3 separate regions of the Homo sapiens genome follow, and all the other regions are linked to region 2. The links are chromatin loops, found by intact Hi-C in ENCODE. Cell type or tissue: IMR-90. All regions are shown on one strand. Each heading gives the region's core, and the rest is flanking DNA. Links, peaks and the distances in the headings are about the cores only.

Region 1 (8,264 bases), core at 1,248-6,247, 190 kb after region 2:
TGGAATAGAAACTTGAAAATTTTAGAGAAAACCCAGTTTTAGGGGGAAATGACATGATAGGTGTTTGTAAGATGTAATTTGAAGTACCTATTGGACATCCAGGTGGGTAGATTCACAAAAATTTGTCTTTTTGAGTATACCTCAGAAGAGCATCCAGATACACTAAACTCCAGGCATGATGCTATAAGAGGGTTCCAAAAAATTTAGCTAAAATTTGGGCCATATTGCTATGATGTTACTCAAAACATGAAAGTCAAGATAATACAATTGTACATCATTGACGACATGCAGAAGTGATCAGGATATCTCATTTGCCAGCCCTCTCTCTTCCCCCAAACAGTACTATTTCGTAAAGGAGACTGCAGAGTTTCCACAGGGATCATTAGACTAAAGAGGGCTTTTGTTATATTTTTAGATATGTGAACATCTTGAGAATACTCATAATATTACAAGGTACACAGAGCTTGAAGATTCAAATTAATGAATTAAGGTGGCTGAGAAATATACAAATCACAAGCATGATATTGAGAACGATAAGAACTATTTACTAAGCCTGTAATCAAAATGTACAATCTGTATTTGGGAAACATCAAGTTAGAGTCTCAAACTAGTCTATTTAAGAACTCATCTCACAGGTTGCACAGCCACAGAACATCCCTAGTTCTGTAAAAGTAAGTGAAAGCAATTTTAAATCTGCAAACAAAGACAGTCGTCTAAAGCTGCTTAAAAAATAAAAATAAAATCACCTCTCTAGGGCAGGAACTCTTGCGGGTTTCTGAATTGGCAGGGTCATTTCCCCAGAGGTTGAAAAGAACGGACCTGCACTCATTCCATTTTATGCTACTGCTTGCTTGCTTGTGCTCTTGTTTGATTTGCATTTCAACTCCATTTCTGCCAACAAATGCAGCCCCAGGTTCTCCTTAGAATAACTTCTTCCCGGCCAGGCACGGAGTCAAATTACAAACTGAATTGGGGAAGGAGGCCAAACGAAGATCCACCTTGTCTTGCTCCTTATGTAGGAGTTTACTAGGGCTGCACCTGGGATTGGCTTTCTCTGCCAGGCCTTTTCTATTATCTAATTCAGCTGTAAGGTAAGTTGAGTCTCTCCTTTTCTCTGACAGTGTTTTAAATTTTTTAACTATTCATGCTTTTAAACTCTTCTAAAAGTATTGCAGATCCTTCAGGATTTCGATTAAACTTTAATATACATGAATATGATTAAAAATAAGTAAATAATAAAACTAAGGTTTTGAATGTAAAATAGAGTAGGTCTTGTTCCCAGGACTGGCTCTGCCTCCAGCTATGTGACCCTGGGCAAGTCATTATACTTTTCTGTTCGTGTGTGTGTGTTTGTGTGTGTGTTTGTGTGTGTGTGTTTGTGTGTGTGTGTTTGTGTGTGTGTGTGTGTGTGTGTAAAATGAAGAGGTGATTTTTAACAGGCCTTGGCAGTTGTCAAAGTCTCTGTAATATAGACTTGTAATGTAATGCAAAACGACCCTATGAAAAAGATGGTAATTTTCTTTGAAGGTGTTTCTCTCTTTCATAAAACACCTTCTGGTATCAGCAATAAAGGGCAGGGACCATTACTGCTTTTCTTTGTTTCAGAATAAATTTTGAACTTTTTCCCAACGAAGTCCCTTAGAATTTTTAGCAATACACATTTCTCTGCAGTTCTATTTCTGTCTCACAAGCCTGTTGCTTTTCTTTTTCAATAGCTACACTCCCTTCCCCCATTAAAGATAAATAAATCTCCTCTGCTAAACTGGCCTTTCCCTGCTAACTTTCAACTTCATGGTAAGAAGCAACTCGCCTGTTAGCCAGGTGTATTTAGAGATGAGGAGGCCATGTTCCTTTAGTTGACATCTCAAAGAGCTTTGGGCAAGGCCTGTGTGAAAAGCAGTTTGACCTCTGAATAACTTCTTGCTCATATCCTACCCAGATGATAGCAATGTTTTCTTGTTTAAATAAGTGTTTTCCCTCCCTCCTACTTTCCTGGAAAATAATTAAATCAAATGTCCACGACACAGTATAAAACAAAGGGCCAGGTGGAATTAATATTGAAAATCCACCCCTAAATGTATTCTAATTATGAATTATTTGAACACTTCCTTTTCTCTAAAACGGATGTAGTTTTAGAACCTGCCTATGTAAAGTTGTAATGGTGATTAAATGAGATAAAACAGAGCCTGGAAAACAGCACTGAATAAGCATTATCTATTGTTATTTGATCATCTTCAGATGTAATTAAAAGCTTACGATGAAACATTTGTCAATTTCATGCTAACTAGAGAAATCTTTGTAATTTCATGTGTAAAATGTGCTAGTGTTTTCACCATTTGAGAAACTATGTTATTCCCTTGATAATAAATACACAGACCTCTTGAATCTATTAAGTGTGATAAGACACTTGGGAAAGTAAGAAAGAAGGGGCAAGACTTAAAAGATTAGGAATCTGGAAAAATTCAACAAAGAAAGAGGAAAGATAAAAGAGAGAAACACTAAATATGATTAAATAATTATGTCATAATGGAAGTGTTCATAAAATAGAAAAAAATAATATTCCAATAGGCAGGATTTGAGATTACCACAATGTTGAAAGATTAAGGAAGGATGAACTGAAAAGCACAGTAAAATCTTGCTATATACTCCAGAAGCTATTTGCACTTCTCAGTTAACACTTTCAGATTCTTGGTTGATGCCTGTTTCCCAAACTTGCTTGTATTTATAAGAAGGGTAGGGGTCAAGGTTTATTTATTCACCATGGTATCCCCAGCACTCAGTACTATCATAGTAAATGCTCAATAAACATGTGCTGATTTAAAACAGAAGTGTATGACAGAAGCCAGTGGAAACCACCTCCCCAACACTACTGCCAAAGGAATTTGGAGATGCTATTACTAAAAGAGTAAACAAAAGAGATTATAATGCTATCGTATTTTTGAATTGAAAGAAAACAAGACAAAAACTGTGAACATAATTTCTGACACATTCATTTTAAAAATATTTATCATGTAGTACCTAGCCTAGCCCATGTTCTCCTGGAGCTTAGAATCTAGTAGTAGAGACAATATTCATATCTGTGTATGCAAACGACAATTTAATTAATTGAGGTAAGTGTCCCGAAATAGAAGTGTGTCATCCTGTGCAATGTGTAACTGGATCAGGAAGGTGGGTGGGGGGATGATTGGTGATATTTAAGCTGAATGATGAAGTAGGCATTAGTCAGGCAAAAGCTGGTGGGTGGGGGGATAATTCCAGGCAGAAAGAACAGCATATGCAAAGGTTTTGAGGCAGGAAAGAGCTTCCTGGCCTACTCCCAGAACTGAAAGATACTAGTGTAGCTAGAATATAGTGGACAAAAGGAAAAGAGGTGAGTGAGGAGTTGAACCATCAGGGATAGTTCATCTGTTGGTCAGCTGATAGGAAATCATTGAGAATATTCAAACAGGAGAATAATACAGAGTTACATTTTAAAATGTGTATTCTAGCTAGATGTGGTGGTGCATGCCTAGAGTCCCATCTGCTTGGGAAGCTGAGGTGAGAGGATTGCTTGAACCCAGGAGTTCAATATGGTATTGAGCCATGATGGCACCACTGCACTCCAGCCTGGGCCACAGAAGAGACCCTGTCTAAGAAAAAAATAAATAAATAAAAATAAAAAATAAAAAAAGGATAGAAGGTGGAGAGTAAACGTGGAGAAACACATTTTTGAGGTTACTACAGTAATGAACACAGTTTTGAGATTACTATAGTAATGAAAGTGGAAGAAAATTGTGCCTTGGGCTAAAGTGGAGCCACTGGAGACAGAGACATGTGAGTGATTTAAGATGTATTTAGAAGGTAAAACTTTGGCTGAATGGAGAAAGAAGGACACAAATAGGTTAAAAATGACTTTCTGGATCCTAGCTTGAGCAAGCCCGATGGATGTTCCTTTTATTGAGAAGAAGATTGAAGGGCAAGGAGAGATTGGGGTTCAGTTTTAGAAATGTTCAGTTTAGATGCTGAGAGCACATCCAAGCAGTGACGTTAAGTGCACAGATGAGCCTTTGCTTTTATCTCCACCTGCTTCAGTGCTATCCCATTGAGCTGCTTTGCTGAGATCCAGCCAACCTCCCCTGTAAAGTCATGGTGGTGGAAAGATGCTAAAGCATTTGAAGCTGAGAAGGGAGTTGTGATATTTTAGAGAGCAATTTTAATAAGTACTAGAGCCCTAATTACAGCTTGGTAACTATAGTTAAGAAGATGTTGTAGACTTGAAATTTGTTGAGAGTAAAAATGAAGTGTTCTCATCTCACACATACACGGTAACTGTGAGGTGATGAATATATTAATTAATTTGATTGTGGTAATCATTTTGCAATGTGTACATATATCAAACATCATGTTTTACACCTTAAATATATACAATTTTTATTTGTCAATCATACCTCAATAAGGCTGATAAAAAAGACATTACTGAGGAAGTTTAGAAGTAAAAAGAACAAGAATAAAAATGGGACATTGTGAATGTGGAAGAACTGCATTCTCTGTGCTTGTTAATTTTGGGATGACTCATTGTATTTGGTTTGTAAGTGGATTTTGGAAATACAAGTGATTGTAATTAAGAGGAAAGAGGCTAATAAAGAAGAATAATGCTTTAGATCTTTTTGTTGACCTCACTTCTAAGGACATGTAAATGCCTTCAGAAAACTTCTCCCAGCTCCCCTCAACTTCTTTTTTAATCTTTTTTTTTCCTTTTTCTTCTTTCATTTTTATTTTCTTTCATAATCTTTACGTGTCTTTCTTTTCCTTGGTGCCCTGTTTCTAGAGCTGGAAATTTAGGCAGAGGAGGGGATGTTGTAAACACTAGAAAGATTTTAAAAAACAGGCAATTTTTTTAGCTTTAGTACTGTTAAAATAGGACTACCTTCACAGTTTTGTGTAATCAATTTTGGTTCTGTATTATTGATAGGAAAGTTCCTATAGATGGTACGTATATGTCAAGAAAAATGTGCATCAACTCCTCCTGTCTGAATTTTACTCAAAGTAAGTAGAAAAGAGTAAATCATGTAAAAAAGAAGTTTGATCTGGGAAAATTTTCTGTGAGATGCTTTTGTAGAGAAAACATATTGTACATTATAAAGACATAGAAATCTCAAACCATGTAGTAATAACTGCCTCTCATTTAGAAAGTAAATTTGGAAATCAAGTTTTTCCGGACTGCATTTATCAGAACTCTAGTGTCTTAAGACGAAATGAAATATTGGCTCTGTAATTGTAAGGGGGTTCTGTAATACAGTAAATCTGAAGAATGTCCTCTACCATACTCTCTCATGGAGCTTCAAGACACATATGAGCATCTAAAGGCTCTTAACTATCCCACAGCAAAGTGGCCTGTATAAAGCATCCCAGCATCTCCAAAGCTTACTTAAGCCTTGAACATTTTGTTCTTCTCAGTATAGCTTTTAAGGATCCTGCAAAAGACCAGTTTGGTTAAAGCTTATGAAAGTCATTAAAGAAATATTTCCTTCTTTAGAAAACGTTTGTAGTTAGAGATTCTGTTCTTCTTGTTCATTCACATATTCTGCAACCTTCACTATTGGGAAGTACTGCCTGGTACCTAAACTATCTGATTGAAATGTCAATCTTATTTTTCACAAATTCTTACTTTTTTAACCAAAAGGACCTGAGCATTTCCTCTCAGAAAGACTTTTTGGACAACTGAAGAAACATATTTAATCATATTTGCACCTTCTCTTCTCTAATCTAGATATCTTTAATCACTTATTTCATTAAGTCAATTTTCCACGTGTTACATTACTCATTATTTTTAATAGGATATAAATTCTTTGTTTTACGGCACAACAATATATTTTGAGCTATTACTACATTTAGGTTTTAATTCATCTAAAAAGTCAGAAACTTGAAAACCTCACACTTTTGTAAAGCTTTAAAACTACATGAAAAATAATTAATATGAAAATCCATCTGCCTTTGGTTCACCTCATTTCCTTGCAACATGCTACGCATGTTCATTTCTCTCAGTTAAGAAAACTCATCAAATGAAAACCTCTTGTTCCTTAAGTAATGATACTGTGAAACTTCTCAATGCACAACAGATTGGATATTTGCACGTATATAATGAGTGGACTATTGTGGACTCAGGATATTTTTGCAATAATTTATCCTTTAACTTTATCCTCCAATGTTATGACATCAACCTTTCATGGAAGAATCTTTTTTCCAGATGGGAAAAAGTATTCACTAGCATAATCTAAACTCTATTAGTTTGATAAAACAATATATTTATCCATAAGCAAATTGAAATTTAATTTTTTATTTCTATTTTTAATAACCGCATTGCAAATATAAATGTATAAACTCTCTAAAGTTAATAATTTCTCTTTTCCAGCTGCATTGTCTATTGTATAAATACAATAAAATATTTTAAAATAGCCCCACTTACTAATTCAAATCTAAATAATGCAACTAAATATAAAATCTTAAAATTCTTAATCCTCATTGAGAGTTGCATAATTTTTACAAAAATCCCAAATGTCTTGTTAACATTGATAAGGCTTCAAGAAGAGGGTGAATTATAGAATATTAATAATTATAAAATGTATATTGGATACCATAATATGTGAAGCACTGTACAAAATAGTGTGCAAATATTACTAATATGACAATGCTAAATGTCTTCAAGGAGCTCAAACTCACTGGAGGTGATTGCACATTGAAACAAAGCAGAATAGCTGGGCGTGGTGGCTCATGCCTGTAATCTCAGCACTTTGGGAGGACAAGGTGGGTAGATCACAAGGTCAGGAGTTCAAGACCAGCCTGGCCAAGATGGTGAAACACCGTCTCTACTAAAAATGCAAAAATTAGCCGGGCATGGCGGCATGCATCTGTAATCCCAGCTACTCAGGTAGTTGATGAAGGAATTGCCTAAACCCAGGAAGTGGAGGTTGCAGTGAGCCGAGATCATGCCACTGCACTCCAGCCTGGGCAACAGAGCGAGACTCCATCTCAAAAAAAAAAAAAATTAAAAAAACAAAGCAGAATAAATCGAAACTGATCTAATTCAGTCATACACACACTATTGTAACAAATGAAAAGAAAGCATCAACAATTCACAATTGTCAAATCTTGGAAACAACCCAAATGCCCATCAATGAGTAGATGAAGAAACTGTGATGTGTGTATGTATATAGATGGAATACTATATCTATACATATGGTATACATATATATGGTGAGAGAGATATATATGTGTGTATATGTATATATTTATATATACATATATAGATATGTATATATGAATGATGGAATACTACACAGCCATAAAAAGGAATGAATGAACAGCATTTGCAGTGACCTGGGTGAATTTGGAGACTATTATTCTAAGTGAAGTAGCTCAGGAATGGAAAATCAAACATCGTATGTTCTCACCAATATGTGGATGCTAAGCTATGAGGACGCAAAGGCATAAGAATGATGCAATGGACTTTGGGGGCTTGGGGGGAAGAGTGGGAGGGTGGTGAGGGATAAAAGACTATAAATATGGTGCAGTGTATACTGCTCAGGTGATGAGTGCACCAAAATTTTGCAAATCACCACTAAAGAACTTACTCATTTAACCAAATACCACCTGTACCCCAATAACTTGTGGGAAAAAATAATAATAAAATAATAAAACATTTATATATATATATATATATATATATATATATATAAGAAAGCGTAAGCAGCCACTGCGGCAAGCTGAGGAAATGATGATTTTTTGGATAGGGATGTTGAGGATGGAATCACATAGGAAACCCAGTGACATATGAAGGTTTTTAAATGTTGAAGAAAAGCATGATGTTCATGGGGACTGTTTGAACACAGACATGAAGTTTAAATATGAAGACATGTTCAAAAATGATGAAAATAAAATAATGTTAAGTAGTATTTGAGTGGGATGAGGGTCTGAAGTTGGCTTGGAGTTAGATTGTATGTCAGATTGATAAGTTTTTTGTTTTCATTGGTGCTTTTTTGATGTTATTATTTACTTTTAAAATCCATAAATAAACATATAACCTATGATCCCATACTTCTTTTGAATTATATAAAATAAAATTAAGTTTCTTTCCTTTGCCAGGTATTTTCTGTCTTGCTTAGCTGTTCTTTAGGCAATAATATATTCTTCATAATACTGTAAACTCTTCGCCAATTACTAGAAGTATTCCTTTCATCGTACTTTTAATTCTTGGCTTTTAAAAATAACACGTGCAATCGAGATAT
Region 2 (8,264 bases), core at 2,112-7,111:
TTCCAAAATATGACAACGGCAAAGAAGGAGAGACAGCTGGGTGAGGTGAAAGGGAAGCTTGCTTGTAAAAAGTCTGGGAGTTTGTACACGGTGCTTAATGCCAGGACTGTGAAACCTCTTTCCCACTGTTCTCCATCTAGAAAAAGACATATATTCTTCATGTGACCCTCCATACTAATTCTCCAAGTTTCCTCTGACTGGTTTAGCTCACTTGTTGTTCTCTGAATTCCTACAGGGTGTATTACATGCTGGCATGCACAGTTATCAGGAATTAATAAACTACCACACATAATTCCCTACAATATTTTTCATATCTTTTCACAACTAAAATATCAGTTCTTGAAGAGTGAAGACCATATTTTGTACTTCTCTAAATTTCTTAAGTAATCCATAGATAACTCTGTAGAGCTCTACAGTTGTGTTGCATAAATACCTGTTGAATTAACCTTATAGATCAAATTGGGTACAAATTATTTTGATATTAACTGGAAAATATTTTACCAACACAAAGACATTGAGTCAAATATAATTTTATGTAAAAACTAATTCTGTAATTGAGCAAAACTATGTGGTTTGGGGTTAATTCAAAAGAAATATATGTTAAATGAATGTTTCAGTGAGAGAAATCCCATAAGACAATTTGGCATACAGTCAATATTTGTTAAATATCTGAGTGTTATAAGGATGAATGGGCATCATAGGTATCCTTAGCTACACCTCTACTAGATTATCTATGTAATTTAATTTCACCTAATATTTTTCAGACTTCAATAGGGAGAAATACAGAACAATAGAAAATTGAATGCCATCTCACTAATATACACCATCAATTGAGTCTCCTACTGATATATCAACATTACTATATTATTTCCCCCATCACTGATGTCACCAATGTCAATCACTTAAAATTGAATTCGCTCTTTCTTTCTTAATTTCCACCTCAACAGAAATGTCTAAATTCTCTCATTTTTGTTTAAGAGTTACCATTCAGTATGACATATTTGCAAGTGCTTGTTTATTGTCTGGACACTATGAAAAATAAGAGTAGCTATTGTAATAGCTATGACATGTTTTTTCTCTTTGTCCTTACCTGATGATTTCCAGGCAGCAAGTTTGGTCTCATGTTTGGTTTGGGATCACTACTCAATAAGTTTCTATGCCCATAAAAAAAATTAAGACATACTGGAAGTATTTATTTTATCCTTTAATACAAATAATATATTTTAGTGCTTTTCTGCATAAATCCTAAATAATTTAACAGTTTAGATTTTTTATAAAGAAGTAGGTAAGCAAATACTACATAATGCTATATTTAAATAGCCCTTACATTAACTGTTGATAAACTTCTATATATAATAAATCAATCATTTTGTGTTCTTAGGTTCAAAATTAATAATTCCAGTTAATATCTTTTCTAGATAGAGATAATGGATCTTGATGCTGCTCTGAGTAATAAATTTATATATTTCATCTTAGATTCTTGAAAAACAAACTGTATTTGTTCTAATTTCTGTGGCATTTATCACCCCTAATCATTATATAAATAACTTCACTTGAAAATAGTAACAACCTTGTAGAATTGGCAGAATACCAGTAGCAGATCCCAGTGTTCATCTATAAATCTGATTTTGCTCTCTGCTATTTCCCCATGCCTAGAAGAATATTATGTAGTCAATAGATATTGTTGAATGAACATAGAGTCATTTTTGAAAATTCCTCTGTTAAAGAATTTAGGAGCAAAATTTAAACTTCTAAAATGCTAATTGCTGTGATCTGAATGTCTGTGTGCCCTATAATTGATATGTTTAAATTGACCCCTAAGGTAATGACATTAGGAACTGGGGCTGTTTGAGAGATACGTCATGAGGGCAGAGCCCCTGTGAATGGAATTAGTGTCCCTTACAAAAGAGGTCCCTGAGAAACCTCTCACCCCTTCAGCATGTGAGGTTGTAGTGAGAAGGCTCTGTCTAAGAGGAAGCGGGCCCTCACCAGACACCAGATCTGCTCCTACCTTGACGTTGGACTTCCCAGCCTCTGGAACCGTAAAAAATAAATGTTTTCTGCTTATAAACCACCTATCTTATGGTATTTTTGTTATGGCAGCCAGAATGGACTAAGGTACCAACCACTATTTTGTGGTTCTCTATGTGAAAATTAATAAAGCATTAAGGAACTCATCTTACTGCCTAAAATTTCTTTCTTTAAAGCATCGACTCTGCTTTTACCTTGGTACCAGTCCAGGCCCTTTGGTCGTGAGACTTGGTTGGCTCTGGTGATGTTTGTGACACTGGGGAAATAATCTTGAAAAAAATGGGAGAACTACAGTAAAAGAACAAAAAACAGGGGTGCAGTATGTTTGAAAAAAGAAACTGAATGCTTATTTTCTGATCAAAATTGTCAAAATTTATCAAAATCAACTCCCTGCTTTGATCTTAATCAAATAGCCTTAAACTTCTAGTTAACCGTCCACATGTAAAAAATAAAACAGTTGCACATAATGCCAATAATAATTTATTTTGAATGTGAAAGTAAAAATGTCCTTAAACTATTTTAATAAAATCCAATAAGAAAATATCAGCTCCTCAGAAAAAAATATTTCAGATTACTCTGCCGTTTCTACATTCAGAAAAAAACCTATGAACATGGTAGATGACACTGGAATATCTCAGGAGAAGTTTCTAGTGTAATAGATTCCATTCTAGTGGAATATCTGGGGAGAAGTTTCTAGATACACTATGGTAGCACTATTATTCTGCAATATTCTTCTTGTCTATTGCACATCCACAGATCTCCTTCCATGATACATCTGAACAAGATTTCATTCAGGAGTTAGTTACAGGGAAAAGGAGGAAATGGGTGCAACACTTACTTTTAAACCTACTTATTACACTTTAATTCACTATATTTTTGGACAAATGGTTCCTTTTTAAAATTAAATAATAAATTGCTTATTTATTCAGACACTTGATATCACCATTATAAATCCAAATATTGTGCTAAGGTATATATCACCTTCAAAACAAAAATTCAAATTTACTATACTATTTCCATTTTACATAAAAGTGGCAGCTTCTCAGTTGTCCTTAATACATTTTTACTTTCATGCTAATACAACTATTATCTTTAGGTTTTATTACTTTACCTTGCAGAATCTATACTCCATATTCCGGGATAAAAGCCAGACTTTTGTTGGTGAGGAAATATAGTAGTGTTCATATAATCCTGTTTCCATTTTTATGCCTCTCAAAAAAAAAATCACCCTTAAATATAAACTAAATTATATTTTATGTATTTCCTTTATATTTTCTTCCATTCATTCTTCTACTGCCAGTTTCAGTGGCGTGTTCTCTGTGAAACATTCCCTGCCCAATCTCTCTGAGCCAGAGTTAAGTATGCCATAGAAAGATATTTAAATTTCAATTACCCTGTCTTTTTACTCTCTCTTCTAATCTATTGTAACCATTCATTCTCCTGAACCCTTTCTAGTCAAGGCTGTGCTCCTGGAGGGTGAGTACTTCTTGTTAGCATTTCTGTATTCTGCTCACCTGGCACAATCTTATCCCTGAAAGCTCAGGAGACATTTCCTGAATTAATTCACTCCTTCTATAATTACTATTGAAATTTTTTCATCTTACCTTTTTGAGACTTCTGTCTATCCTTTGACAGGAAAATATAGGCAGAGGACTTGATCTTATTTAAATATGTACCAACTAAATTTCATCTCTTCCTTTTCTATGGGAATATTAAAAATCTCATTTCTTTCTTTTTTTTTTTCAGACGAATGGTTTTAGCTTGAATCATTTGATTGATCACTTAGCAAAAGAACATTAGCTTTAGAACCAGAAGATCTTGGTTAAAATCATTTATCTAAATCAAAAACACTGATGCTGTTACCTATCTCTCACCATTGTTGTGATTATCAGCACGGATAACATCAGTAAAGCACTTCTTAAAGTAATAGCTGCTCAATGACATTTTCTCCAATCTCTTCTTTCTACTTTCATCCTGCTCTTTTTAAGGCATCGTTGATGGACTTTATGAGCCATGAACAAATTCAAATAGAAACAGCAATTAAAATCTTACTCTTTGAAGAGGCACCATGCAATAGTATAGAGGCACATCACAAAAAGAGCTCCTGTTAATAATGCAGGAATCCAGTTATCAGGGATCCAATAATATGAAATCTTTATTAATACAGAAGTAGTAATCTGAGAAATATAATAAATATGAAGTATTAATAGCAGTACAATGGACAAAACTATAAAGACGTATATGCTGTGTAGAATATCTTGCATATTTCACTCTATTTCTTCTCTTTGAATAATTAAAAACAAATACAGCAAATTACAAGACAAAATAACTAACATCTCTTAATGTCACAAAAAACAAACATCATTGTTTTTTAGAAACAAATGTCTGTTTATAATATTTCTTCTGGCCAGAATTCTTTCTCCTGTCTTGCCTTGTTGGTGAACATTTGTTCATTATAATGGTTATCCTCTACCATTGCTCTTGCAAGAAGCCTGACTTTGGGGTAGAAATTACCATACCCACGCCCTCTTTTCTTATATTTCTACTGTAACATCTAGAATACCTTGCCACATTTACTTCTTTTGTGATTCTTCCTACTAGGAAATAAACTCCTATTAAACAGAACCATTCCTTGCTCATCTTTGTGGATTCTCTGTAGTTCTTGGCACAGAAGACAATAATTAGTGTTGGCTCAACGACAGATAGAATGAATCAGCAAGTTTTTAATAGGGCAAAGCATTATTTCAAAAATGGGTCAGACCATTGTAGCCCTTTCCTGCTTCCTATCATAAAAGCACAAAAAGTTTTTTACCCAAGTAATTTTCCATTACTATCTAATGTGTGACCATTTAAGAAGCTAGCAATACAAAGTTCAACACAGATTTTAATGTAAAGTCCATGACCAAGCAACATTACCTTCCCAGCAGATGGCAGCATAAGATAGGATAAGTTTTGTGAACACTCAAGTACTAGGTGTCTTTTCTTTCCTTCCTTCTTTCTGTCTTTCTTTTTTTGTGTGTGTGTGAGGATGAAGTCTTGTTCTGTCACCCAGGCTGGAGTGTAGTGGCAGGATCTCAGCTCACTGCAACTTTCGCCTCTTGGGTTCAAGCGGTTCTCCTGCCTCAGCCTCCTGAGTAGCTGGGATTACAGGCATGCACCACCACACCCTGCTAATTTTTTATATTTTTGGTGGAGATGGGGTTTCACCATGTCGGCCAGGCTGGTATAGAACTCCAGACCTCAAGTGATCCACCTGCCTCGGCCTCCCAAAGTGCTGGGATTACAGGTGTGAGCCACTGCACCCGGCCAGGTGCCTTTTTTTTTTTTTTTTCAGCTGGAGTCTTGCTCTGTCACCCAAGCTGGAGTGCAGTGGTGCGATCTCGGCTCACTGCACACTCCACCTCCCAGGTTCAAGCAATTCTTCTGCCTCAGCCTCCTGAGTAGCTGGGATTACAGGCATACGCTACCATGCCTGGCTAATTTTTGTATTTTTAGCAGAGATGGGGTTTCACCATGCTGGCCAGGCTGATCTCCAACTCCCGACCTCAGGTGATCTGCCCGCCTCAGCCTCCCAAAAGTGTGTCATTTCTTATGCCAACATAATTCATGAGGCTGATTTCACAGAAATAATAAAAGTAGAAAACAGACCTCTGCAAAGAAGGATCAGTCAACAATGGTAGTAACAGAAAAAACACTACTTATACAATTGAGTGAGAGGACTCCTGATTACTTTGTCGAATTTTGATAGTTGCAGAGATCAGCTACTATAGGACTGAACATTCTGTTTTATACAACAACAAGGGCATGTCTGGACAAAGAAAGATCGAGAAAGGCTCCAGTAGTGTCAGGTGAAGTATTGTGGCCTTGTTTTCTTAAATAAATACTACGCTGTATTTCCAGATCATAGACTAAAAGAATGACAGACAACTTGATCACCACACTTAATCACCTAGCTCTATTTACAGCTCGTTAAGAAATAATACCTGCACTAAGCACAGGTATGGGGAAGAATGTCACGACTAATATAAGTAAAGATACCACAGCCCACACCTGTTTAACTTGCTTTCTCATTCGTTCTTCCGTCCTTCCTTATGTCCCTCCCGACTTCCTTCCTTTTTTTCCTTCTTCCCTTCCTTTCTCTTTCTTTTAATAAATATTCGTTGAGCAGTTACTACATTTCAAGAATTGCCATATGAAGGAAATAAAGAGCCTGACAAAGGTGTTTGTGAGAAAACGTTTGAAAACATACTCTTAGAACATGTTTCTTTCTTCATTGGGCACATTTGGTGACAGCACGGCAGATTAAAACCAAAAAGAGTAGGGGTAGCATTTATTTAAAAGCAACTATTTGTCATGATTGGTGCTGAGCCTTTTAGCTATATTTTTTAGCTATATTATTAACACAGCCTTTTAGCTATATTACGTGCCCATTCTAAAAGAGATGTTTTCAATACCACCAATTTATGAAGGAGGAGCTGAAGCTCTGTATGTTAACAAAAGTTCCATAGCCACTAAGTGGCAGAATTGGTATTCAGATAAAAATTCATGTATCTCCACTAAGTGGCAGAATTGGTATCCAGATAAAAATTCATGTATCTCCAAGACCACGTTCTTTTCAGTGGACTAGGCAACATCCCCCAAAATGAGGATATATGAGAGTTTTGAGAAAACAATCCAATTCCTCTATCAAGGTGTGTAGGCATCATTTTGTAAATCACCATTATATTCATATAAAAGTAACTACAAATTTTCATCCATGAGAATTTAACTGTGTAGAGCAAGTTCGAGGCATTTGAAAATTGCTTAAAGGTTAGTTGAAGGAATCATCCTAACTTCCTGCACTTCACTTGCCTGACAAAAAAGGGTAGATTTCCTGATTTCTGTTTTCTCTGTCTTTTATTTACCTCTCTCTCATATACACACAACTAAAGCTTTTATCTTAATTAATTCACATTTTTTTCATATTTCAAAATCTAAGATAAGTAGGAATATTACATTTTTCACTAGTAATGTAAAAGCAAAATCTTTGTATAGGGATTAAATAGAATATTAATGGTTTATATTTATATAACATTTATTACAAGAGCTTTCATATCTCTTGTTTCATTTAATCCTCACAAAATTCTTTGTACAATACATATAGCTATTCTAATCTAATAGCTTTAGTAATCCATGTACACAGAGTAAATCCATTTACACAGAGTAAATACTGAAGTGTACATTATGTGCAAGCTGGACCCTTTCAGCATATCCTTTTTCAATTGGTGAGTCAAAACATTTTTAAAGAACCAAATTTGAGGATTAGCATTTGATCCTCTCAGCACTTCCATAGCTTATTCCATTATGCCTTTATGTTTTCATCGTTTGTAAACTCTTTGGAGGCCCCAGTAGGTAGTAACCACGAGGGTAAAGGCAAATGCCTGGCCTTATCTCTGGCAATTGCCTGCTGCCTGAACCTGCTACCTCCAGTCTTCTCTTCTGCATTCTATCTTTCACTCGTCTGGTTTAGTTTCAATTATTCATTTACACTTCCTAGGAATCTAACATGGCTTTGTATTGACTACAAAACAAAGTCTAAAACCCATACCATTGACTCTAGGCCTTCGTCAATCTACCAAGTATCTCCCTTTTTGGCCTTGCCTCTGGCCAGTGCTCCTCACATGCTCCAGACATGCTTGGTTTCTTTCCCTTCAAGAAAAGACTATGCACTCCTATATCCATGCTCCTCAATTTCTACCATGTTGAAATGTCTTTGCTTCTCATTCTATCCATCAAAGACCTACATAAAATACAAATATCTCTTCTGGGAGTTTCTCAATATTCTTCAAGTCAGAATTTGCCATGTTATCTGTCCTACATTTATTTACACTTCCTTTACAGCACTTGTCCAAATGACTTGTAATTTGATTAATTGGAAATCAATCTCTATACTTATTATGGCTTCTAAGTCTTTGCATAATATGATCCCTGTCAATCTCTTCACCTCGTTTTATTATCTTTTTTCCAACTCACTTGCCTTACAAGTGAGGAGACTCTTCAAGCCTTGACCATTTCTCTGTCTCTTTGCCGGTCTTTCTGGTTCTACCACTCACTAAGTCTGTGACCTTGATAAAGTTATTTAAACTTCTGGTGTCTTCATTTTCCCCTTTGTAACATGGACAAAAACGGCTGACACTAAATATGATTTAATCAAATGATTTTTTAATGTGGAAATTTTACATATAAATAGATTT
Region 3 (8,264 bases), core at 1,248-6,247, 120 kb after region 2:
GGAACCAGTGTGAATGCTGGCACTCTGGCTTCTGCAATTTCTGTGAATAATAATAATAATGTCCTGTGTATCTGACCCCAAAGTCTTATGTCTTGTACCAGTATACATGAACCTGTGGGAAATCAACCTCTCAGCTTCCAAGTAAGGCAAAATTTCAGACCCTTCACATTTCTTGCCACAAGAAACTCATTATTTTTCTAGTCACCAAAACATATTTTGTGAATGCATAAACCAGCCCCAGGTCAAAACCTGTAGAAGAGAAATCATTTCAGATGTGTGCTATGCCTTGATGGCAGAATGCTACAAACTCCAAAGTCTTACACATTTTCAGGGAAGTGGTAAAGCATCACACTTGCAATCAAAGGTACCAGATTTTTTTTAAAAAAAGCTATTTTATCTATGCACATAGTTTAACTTCCCCTGGAAATCTTTCTTCTTCATTTATAATATGTGGAAAGTTATAATAACTACCTCAGAGCTGTTATGAATATATGAGGTAATGCATAAAAGGAACTAGCCCAATACAGGATATATGAGAAACACTCAACAAATATTTTATATTACTTTAGAGTTACTTAGGATACCTCATTAAATAACTCAAAGTCTAGAATGGAATTTTGTAGACCCTCATATTGAACACCCCCATGGGATTGTGATTTGAATATTTTCGGAAGTAACCTATCCTATTCTGAGTTCTGTTCTCCATCAACACTAGCAGTAAGATTCCTACGTAATGTTATAAAGCTTTCCCTGAAGAATTAAAGCATCTTTACACGTATATATACAGGGACCTCTCATGAATGGTTGGTAACTGGAGATGGTTGCCAGCATGGTGCAATCCATCCTCCATATCCACCATCAAATAGTTGTAATTTACAAACCTGATTATGTCATTTTTATACTAAAACTTTCTTCCTACAGAAGAGAGAGTCCAAACCACTTAGCATGCAGTATTTCACATTTTACTCATTTCTTCTTTTCCCCCTAATGTACCATACATTCAGTGAATTCAATGCTTTTTCATATTCTCTTCCATACTTCCATTACAGATATGATTCTATGCCCAGAAATGCATCTCTCTCATTACTTTCTTGTGAAACTTTACAAAATCTTTAGGAGCCAGATCAAATGTCACTTCCTTAGTGAAGGCATTCATGACTTCCCCGGGATACTTAGACATTCCCTCCCTCTACTATTACCCAAAAGTGTTCTGTGTACTCTCCTATGGCATTTATTCTATGGAGTGTAACACTCTGTTTACATGAATTTTTCCCTATTTGTCTAGCTTGTGTTTGTGTTTCCAGTGCTGAGGACAAGGAAAGGCTTGTTATATATCTAATTGGCCTTTGAATGAATGAATAAACAAGATTTTGTCTATCATATTCTGGATTAAGTTCTATCACGAGTTTTACTCCCTTTGAGTCTTAAGCATGTATATTCTCTTAGAATCTAATACTAAAATCCCAAGCTCTTTGTCAAGTATGTTCTACCAGACACACTGCTGTCCCAAGTTCTTGGAAATGACCATTCTCTCTGCCTGGAAAATTCTTCCCTTAGATGTTCATATGTCTTGGGTCATCACCTCCTTCTAATTTTTGCTCAATTATCATTTTCTCATTGAAATTTACCCGCATCATCTGATTTAAGTAGGAACTCCTCTTTTTTCCCATTCCTTTTTCCCTATCTTATTTTCTTCCATAGAATTTATCATCCTTTAACATACTACGCAATTGTTTAAATTATAATATCTGTTGTCTATGTACACTCACTACTATGTCAACAGTTTTAGGGAAGGTTTCAGGGAAGGGTTGTAGTAGTTTTTTTTTTTTCCTTCAAGGAGGCATTTTCAGTAACTGGAAGAATGTCAGTTTCAATCATTATTGGGAAGAATAACCGTAAGGGACAAACTATGGCAAAGATTTTACATCACATTCTTTCTGAATTCAGTCTCCTATAAAACCTGGCTCAGAGAAAAGTGTAAGGATTCGATTTATGATATTGAAATAAATTTTGGAATGCCTCTAACACAGATTTCATAGTTCTACCTAGGACCAGACAGATAGATTTAGAGATTTGTATGTTTATATAATAGGTGTGTTTGTATGTATGTGAGATATATATGAGGGAACTTCAAAAAGTTTATGGAAAACTGGAATTAAAATACTAAAAATAAAAATATAAACTTTACTTGTCAACATAAGCTTCATCAAGTTCCAGATACTTTTGGAAGCAATAATACCAGCCATTTAGTCCATCTGTAAAGAACTGAGAATTTAACCATGTCAGTACAATCTTTTTTACATTATTAACTGAGGAAAAAAATGAGTGCCCTTTACAGATTTTTAAGAATAGGAAACAGAAAGAAGTCAGAGGAGCCAAGTCAGAACCGTAAGGTGGATGACTAATGATTTGTTATCGAAATTCTCACAAAATTGCTCTTGTTTGAAGAGAGGTATGAGAAGGAGCATTGTAGTGGTGAAGAAGGACTCCCTGGTGAAGTTTCCCGGGGAATTCTTCTGCTAAAGCTTCAGCTAACTTTCTCAAAACACTCTCATAACAAGCAGATGTTACTGTTCTGTGGCCCTCCAGGAAGTCAATAAGCAGAATGCCTTGAGCATCCCCCAAAAATTCTTGCATGACCTTTGCTGTTGACTGATCTGCTTTTGCTTTGACTGGACCACTGCCACCTCTTGGTAGCCATTGTTTTTATTGTTCTTTGTCTTCAGTTCACTGGTAAAGCTATATTTTATCTCCTATTACTACTCTTTGAAGAAATGCTTCTTGATCCCAATTTTAAAAAATTTTCATTAAAAGCGCTGTTCTTGTCTGCAGCAGATCCAGGCACAACAGTTTTAGCACCTATTGAGTGAAACTTTTGCTCAGTTTTAGTTTTTCCACAAAATGTGTGGTAAACAAATTGAGATGTCTATGGTATTGGCTATTGTTTGTGCTATTAATCATCAGTCCTCTTCAGTTAGGTCATGGACAAGATTACTTTTTTTCTTACAATTTGATGTGGATAGTCTGCCACTTTGGGCTTCATTTTCAACATCATCTCATCACTTCTTAAAATGAGTTACCATTTGCAAACTGCTGATTTCTTTGGGGCATTGTCCCTATAAATTTTTGGAAAGCATCAATGATTTCACAATTCTTACACTAAAACTTCACCACATATTTGATGTTTTTGCTTTAATTTTGGTAGAATTCACACTGCTCTTATAGGGGCTCTTTTCAAACTGATGTATTGTCTTTTTCGGTGCCTTAAACTAGGTCCTGTTCAGATATATTATAGCAAATTAGCATGCAATTATTTTGATGCAAAAATATTTTGAAATCCATGCATTGATTTGTCATAATATACAGTTTCCATGAACTTTTTGAAGACCCCTCGTGTGTGTGTGTGTGTGTGTCAGAACTGTCAGACACTTTTGTAAGCGATGAAACCAGCCATTTAGTCCATCCCTAAAGAACTGAGAGTCCTAGGAATCTAACCATGTCAGTGTAGTCTTTTTCACATTATTAACTGAGGAAAAAATGAGTGCCCTTTACAGATTTTTTAAGATTAGGAAACAAAAAGAAGCCAGGGCAGCCAAATCAGAACTGTATATGTGCGCATATATATACAAATTTGTACGCTTATACCAAGTATTGCAAGTATTAACATCTCTATTTAACATTATACAAATGAAATATAAGTAAATAATATATCCAATCAAACATTAAGTCATAAAACAATATTTTTCCCTTTCATTGATTATTTGTTAGCTCCTTCTAAAATATAGCCTAGTTATAAAATAGCCATAGATTTTTAAAGCATCTTTGAATGTCAAGAGCTAAGATAAACAACAGAAGGGCATGCTAAAAACAGTCAATTAATTTGTATTTTCTGGTGAAGCAGGAAAGAACAGAGGAGAGAAGGGGAGGGAAAGGAGATGCCTGGCCCTATTACTCATCCTGAGTCACTGATTGCGTGCCTGAAAAAGTACAGACCTTTCATGGGGAACTCAAGCTCTTTTGAACCAAAGGCTTAAGTAACCCTTGGAGAAAATGGTAGTTTATGCTTTCTGAATTATTATATAATCTTATTACTGGGACAAATTCCCATTCATTATATGAATTCTTTCATATAAGATATCAAACTAACAGATATAGAAAGTTTAATAAGAAACATTGTATTTCTCCCAGTTGATACGTTTATTTAGGACCACAGTATTTTAGCAGTGCTGTAAGACCGTTCAGGTATTTGCTTGTTATTTGGTTGGTCAGTGGGTTTCAATAACTTTGTATTCTAAAATGCCCCCAAACACTTCAAAGAAGCGAAACTTTAAAAAATTGCTGCTAATTTGTCTCTAATGAAAAAAGGTATCCAGTTTGAAAAGCACTGTTTTTGGTTTTGTTTTTCCCTAATAGGGTGTTTATGTTGACAGATGAGGAATGAAGGGGAAAATTGAGGGTAAATGATTTTTTTTCTCTTTTTGCTTTCTTAAAATGTTCTTTTCAAGGTTTAATAATGTATGCAGTTTGGAAAAGTAGTCAGGCCTTGAATTCTTAGTTATCAAGCAGTATATGGATCACACCCAATCAATCTGTCGCAAAATGAAAATTGAACAAAGTTTTGCTGAAATTGAAGTAGGCAGTTTTAAAGGATCAAAGTTAATTATACTCGTCCCTCAAATTCCCAAGGTTATGATAACAAAATAACTCATCAATACTCTTACAAATTAGGCCTGAACATATGAACACAATCTTTGTCAATTTGGTGTCTCTGTAACGAGTGATGAATCTAGCAGAACATGAGGCAAGGTGGCATTGTTTGGAGATGGAAAAAAGAATTATAACAGTCACTTCTAACATTCTCATTTGCACATTAAAAAATCAAGACTACAAGGAAGGTGTGTTGGACATTTCACTCCATTCTTGGAGAACTCAATTTATATATATGGTTTGATGGGGAACAGAACAGGAAGACGGCCAGCCTCTTAGCAGCTCTATTATTTATAGCTTCTCCAAACCCCTCACTTGTCTTATTTTTAAAATGAAGATAATATCAATTTCCTCACAGGTTTTTAAATAATTTACTTATATATAAATACAAACCTATTTACATATTTTATACTATATGTTTATATTTTAAAATTATTCATATTTGTGTATATATATGACATAGACAACAGGCATATGACACCCTTGGCTGAGAGCTATTCAAAATTTTAAACCCCATTGTCTTTCTCTGCATTGTGAGTGAAAACTGCCTCTTTATCTTCCTTTTTATCATCTTAATCTTGCTCTTTGGAGCTACCTTTAAAAAGCTTCATTGCAATTATTTTCATTGTTTCGTGAATTTGAAAAGGAATATCACAGTTTTACTTAATTGTTCATTTGTTCTATTCTCTAGGTTAAATATTACTAAGCCTGTAATTGTTTTTTAGCTGATATAATCTCAGATGCCCTCCAAAATATATGCATGTTTTTGAAAGGCATATCTGTAAATTTCTTAAGTGCAATGTCCCAAACTGTACTTGGTTATTTTGCAAATGGAAGTTGATTGGTTCAGAGTAGTATATAATCCTCTTGAGGTATACATTATACTTACATGATAACAGGGTAAGATTGCATTGACCTTTTATTTTCTACTAACTTTTGTTTGGATACTTCTATAAGAAAGACAAAATGGCTACTAATAATCATATTCAGAGATACTTAGGTTTGAGTCCTAGCTACATAGTCACAAAACTTAAAATGTATCTCATAATGTCTATTATATTATTTGAATAAATGTTGACTTTAAGTCTCATTGTTCTCTTTTGTAAAATAGGTATATAGGTTGTGCTAAGTATGGTGTCTGGTACATAGCACACACATTATGTGTGATATTAGCAGGAAATTATCATTTCTTAATTTCATTTTCAACATTATAAAGTATTCTAAGAAGCCACGTCTTACAGCTAATTTGCCTTTTTCCTTCTTGAAAAGGAACTCATCTTGATAAGCATAGTTTTAAAATACTCCCTTTCTTTTCAGTCAAGGGAATTTTAACCAGTGAAGCCTTTTCCTTGAAGATGGGGAAATCCATAATATACAGGAGATGTCTTTGATCAAACTCAATATTTTCTGCCTTGGCCATCATATATATTAAGATGGCATGGTCACTTTTCTCCAAATGGCATTAACTTTACTTAATCCTTGTTCTTGCAGATTCAAATCCAAGATAGCAGCTCACCCTGCTTACTCCCTTTACCTTCTTGAGAATCCTCTAAGACAAAATAAATATATAATAAAGGCTCTTATTTTAGTAAAACATAATTTGTACCTATCTATATTTATTGCTATCTGAGTTGTCACATTTCCACATCACAAGTACTTCTTGTCTCTGACATAGTTTTGTGATCAAATCCTCGTCATATCCTGTAGCTCACCTTTCAACTCGTCCTTTTAAATGGCTGACACATTTACATTAATACCATACAGCCTACCGTATATTTCTATTTTCCTTCTCCTTAAAACTTCACCAAAATTTTCCCCACCATCCTATAGCTTTTTATATATGTGGATATTTTCTTGATACCAAATATAGCTATATTTGATTTTTTTGTGAGAAAATCTGCCCTTTCTTTTAAATATTACAGGCACGAGCCCAGTATGACTAGTGTTAGTTATTTTCTGATTTCACATTTTTCCAATGAGTATTTATAGAAACTTGTAGATGTCTGAAACATACTTTCTGTCAATTACTGCTGTGATTATTGGTAAGATGACCATCTACTCTATCCTGGCATAATTACCAAGTGTTCTTTCACTCTCAAAATGACTGTTTTGAAGGGTGAATTATACAGTTTCTCTTATTGGAAATATAAGTTTGCTTAGAAATGTTATATCATATTGATAAAACTATTAAAAACTCAATATAAACTGAAGATGTTTTCAATCATATATATAAGATTTCAAGGCTAACTGTCGACATTGTATTTATACTCTGATTTTAAAAAGAGTTCGATTACATATTAATTTTAGTATAAACATTCTAAGGCAAGCAGCCATCAGACCCATTTGCTAATATGTTAATGAGGAAGTGCATACATGTATATTAGTTGCATTATGACAATTCTCACAGTATATGAGGATGATTATTATGGTGTCTATGCATTTCAAGATGTATTTGAGGAAAATAGCCAAACATATACATATGAATGATATGCTAATAATGTGATCATATGATCAATGTTCATATTTAGCAATATAATGTGTTCTATAAGATATTCTCGTAAATCTATATATTTTGGTTTTCCACTAGTCCCAATAACATCTCTGCTCAAGCAGTATAGAACGTTTAGATTTTTTTTTAACTTCTTCCTATTGTTCTAAACCACCTAGGTTATGTATACTGCACTTTCTGTGTCTTTTTCCTGTGGCAACTCCCACTTATCATTAAATACCATCCCCAGATGGAGTTAATTATTCCTTCCATTATCACTGCACTCCCTTCAAAAGCATTTTAATTGCCTGTTGATGTATTTCTTTCCTATCTCAAATTATGAGCACCTTGAAAGCAGAGATCATTCATTTCTATCATCATATTGTATGTCTTGCATACAATATGGAATTCAGTTAATAATGGAATAATATGTGAATGTATGAATTACATGAATGAATGAGTGAATAAATGAAAGTGTGAGTGACTTACTAAATGTGTAATGGTTATGAAATTTAGAGTACAACCAAACGTGAAGAATGCAGCCTTTTTACTTCCTACTTATAAAAATAATTGAGTGTCAGCCAGGCGCGGTGGCTCACACCTGTAATCCCAGCACTTTAGGAGGCCAAGGCGGGCAGATCACCTGAGGTCGGGAGTTTGAGACCAGCCTGACCAACATGGAGAAACCCTGTCTCTACGAAAAATACAAAATTAGCTGGGCATAGTGGCGCATGCCTGTAATCCCAGCTACTCAGGAGGTTGAGCCAGGAGAATCACTTGAACCCACGGGGCAGAATTTGCACTGAGCCAAGATCATGCCATTGCACTCCAGCCTGGGCAACAAGAGCGAAACTCCATCTCGACAATAATAATAATAATAATAATAATAATAATAATAATAATAGTAATAATAATAATTGGGTGTCAAATGGGACCATATTTTGGTATTACAGATTAGAAATCCATTTTCCTCCCAAGAAAAAAAGTGAGCAAAATGATAATAATTAAAATCAGTTTTCACATAAAAATCCAAATTCCTAGCTTCCCTTGGAAAATCATAAGATTTGGC

What was found. Hi-C counts contacts between places; a loop is a spot of excess contacts. Peaks named below come from ENCODE experiments on the same cell type or tissue, not always from the same donor. Only the 100,000 strongest peaks of a DNase experiment are listed, where the experiment ranks them.
Region 1: a loop joins it to region 2, with 3 times the contacts of the local background. A loop is called at or near these places in 3 of 110 quality-filtered maps.
Region 3: a loop joins it to region 2, with 3 times the contacts of the local background. A loop is called at or near these places in 5 of 110 quality-filtered maps.

What each region holds. Positions count from the first base shown.
Region 1 is chr7:81,689,519-81,697,782 of GRCh38, forward strand. It overlaps LOC100128317 (a long non-coding RNA gene), which reads right to left and starts at 1,888. Exons shown (of 11, transcript NR_126025.1): 1 at 1,811-1,888. In IMR-90, for the core only: no CTCF peak of the experiment used is centred there; DNase peaks (open chromatin) are centred at 2,823 and 3,183; H3K27ac peaks cover 1,515 bases.
Region 2 is chr7:81,494,875-81,503,138 of GRCh38, forward strand. No RefSeq gene overlaps it. Among named protein-coding and RNA genes, the nearest start is that of HGF, 270 kb to the right of the region's middle. In IMR-90, for the core only: CTCF peaks have their summits at 4,943 (motif pointing right) and 6,558; DNase peaks (open chromatin) are centred at 4,957 and 6,587; H3K27ac peaks cover 1,112 bases.
Region 3 is chr7:81,614,624-81,622,887 of GRCh38, forward strand. All of the region lies in intron 3 of LOC100128317 (a long non-coding RNA gene), which reads right to left. Among named protein-coding and RNA genes, the nearest start is that of HGF, 150 kb to the right of the region's middle. RefSeq lists an enhancer at 8,246-8,264. In IMR-90, for the core only: no CTCF peak of the experiment used is centred there; DNase peaks (open chromatin) are centred at 2,498 and 3,968; H3K27ac peaks cover 1,784 bases.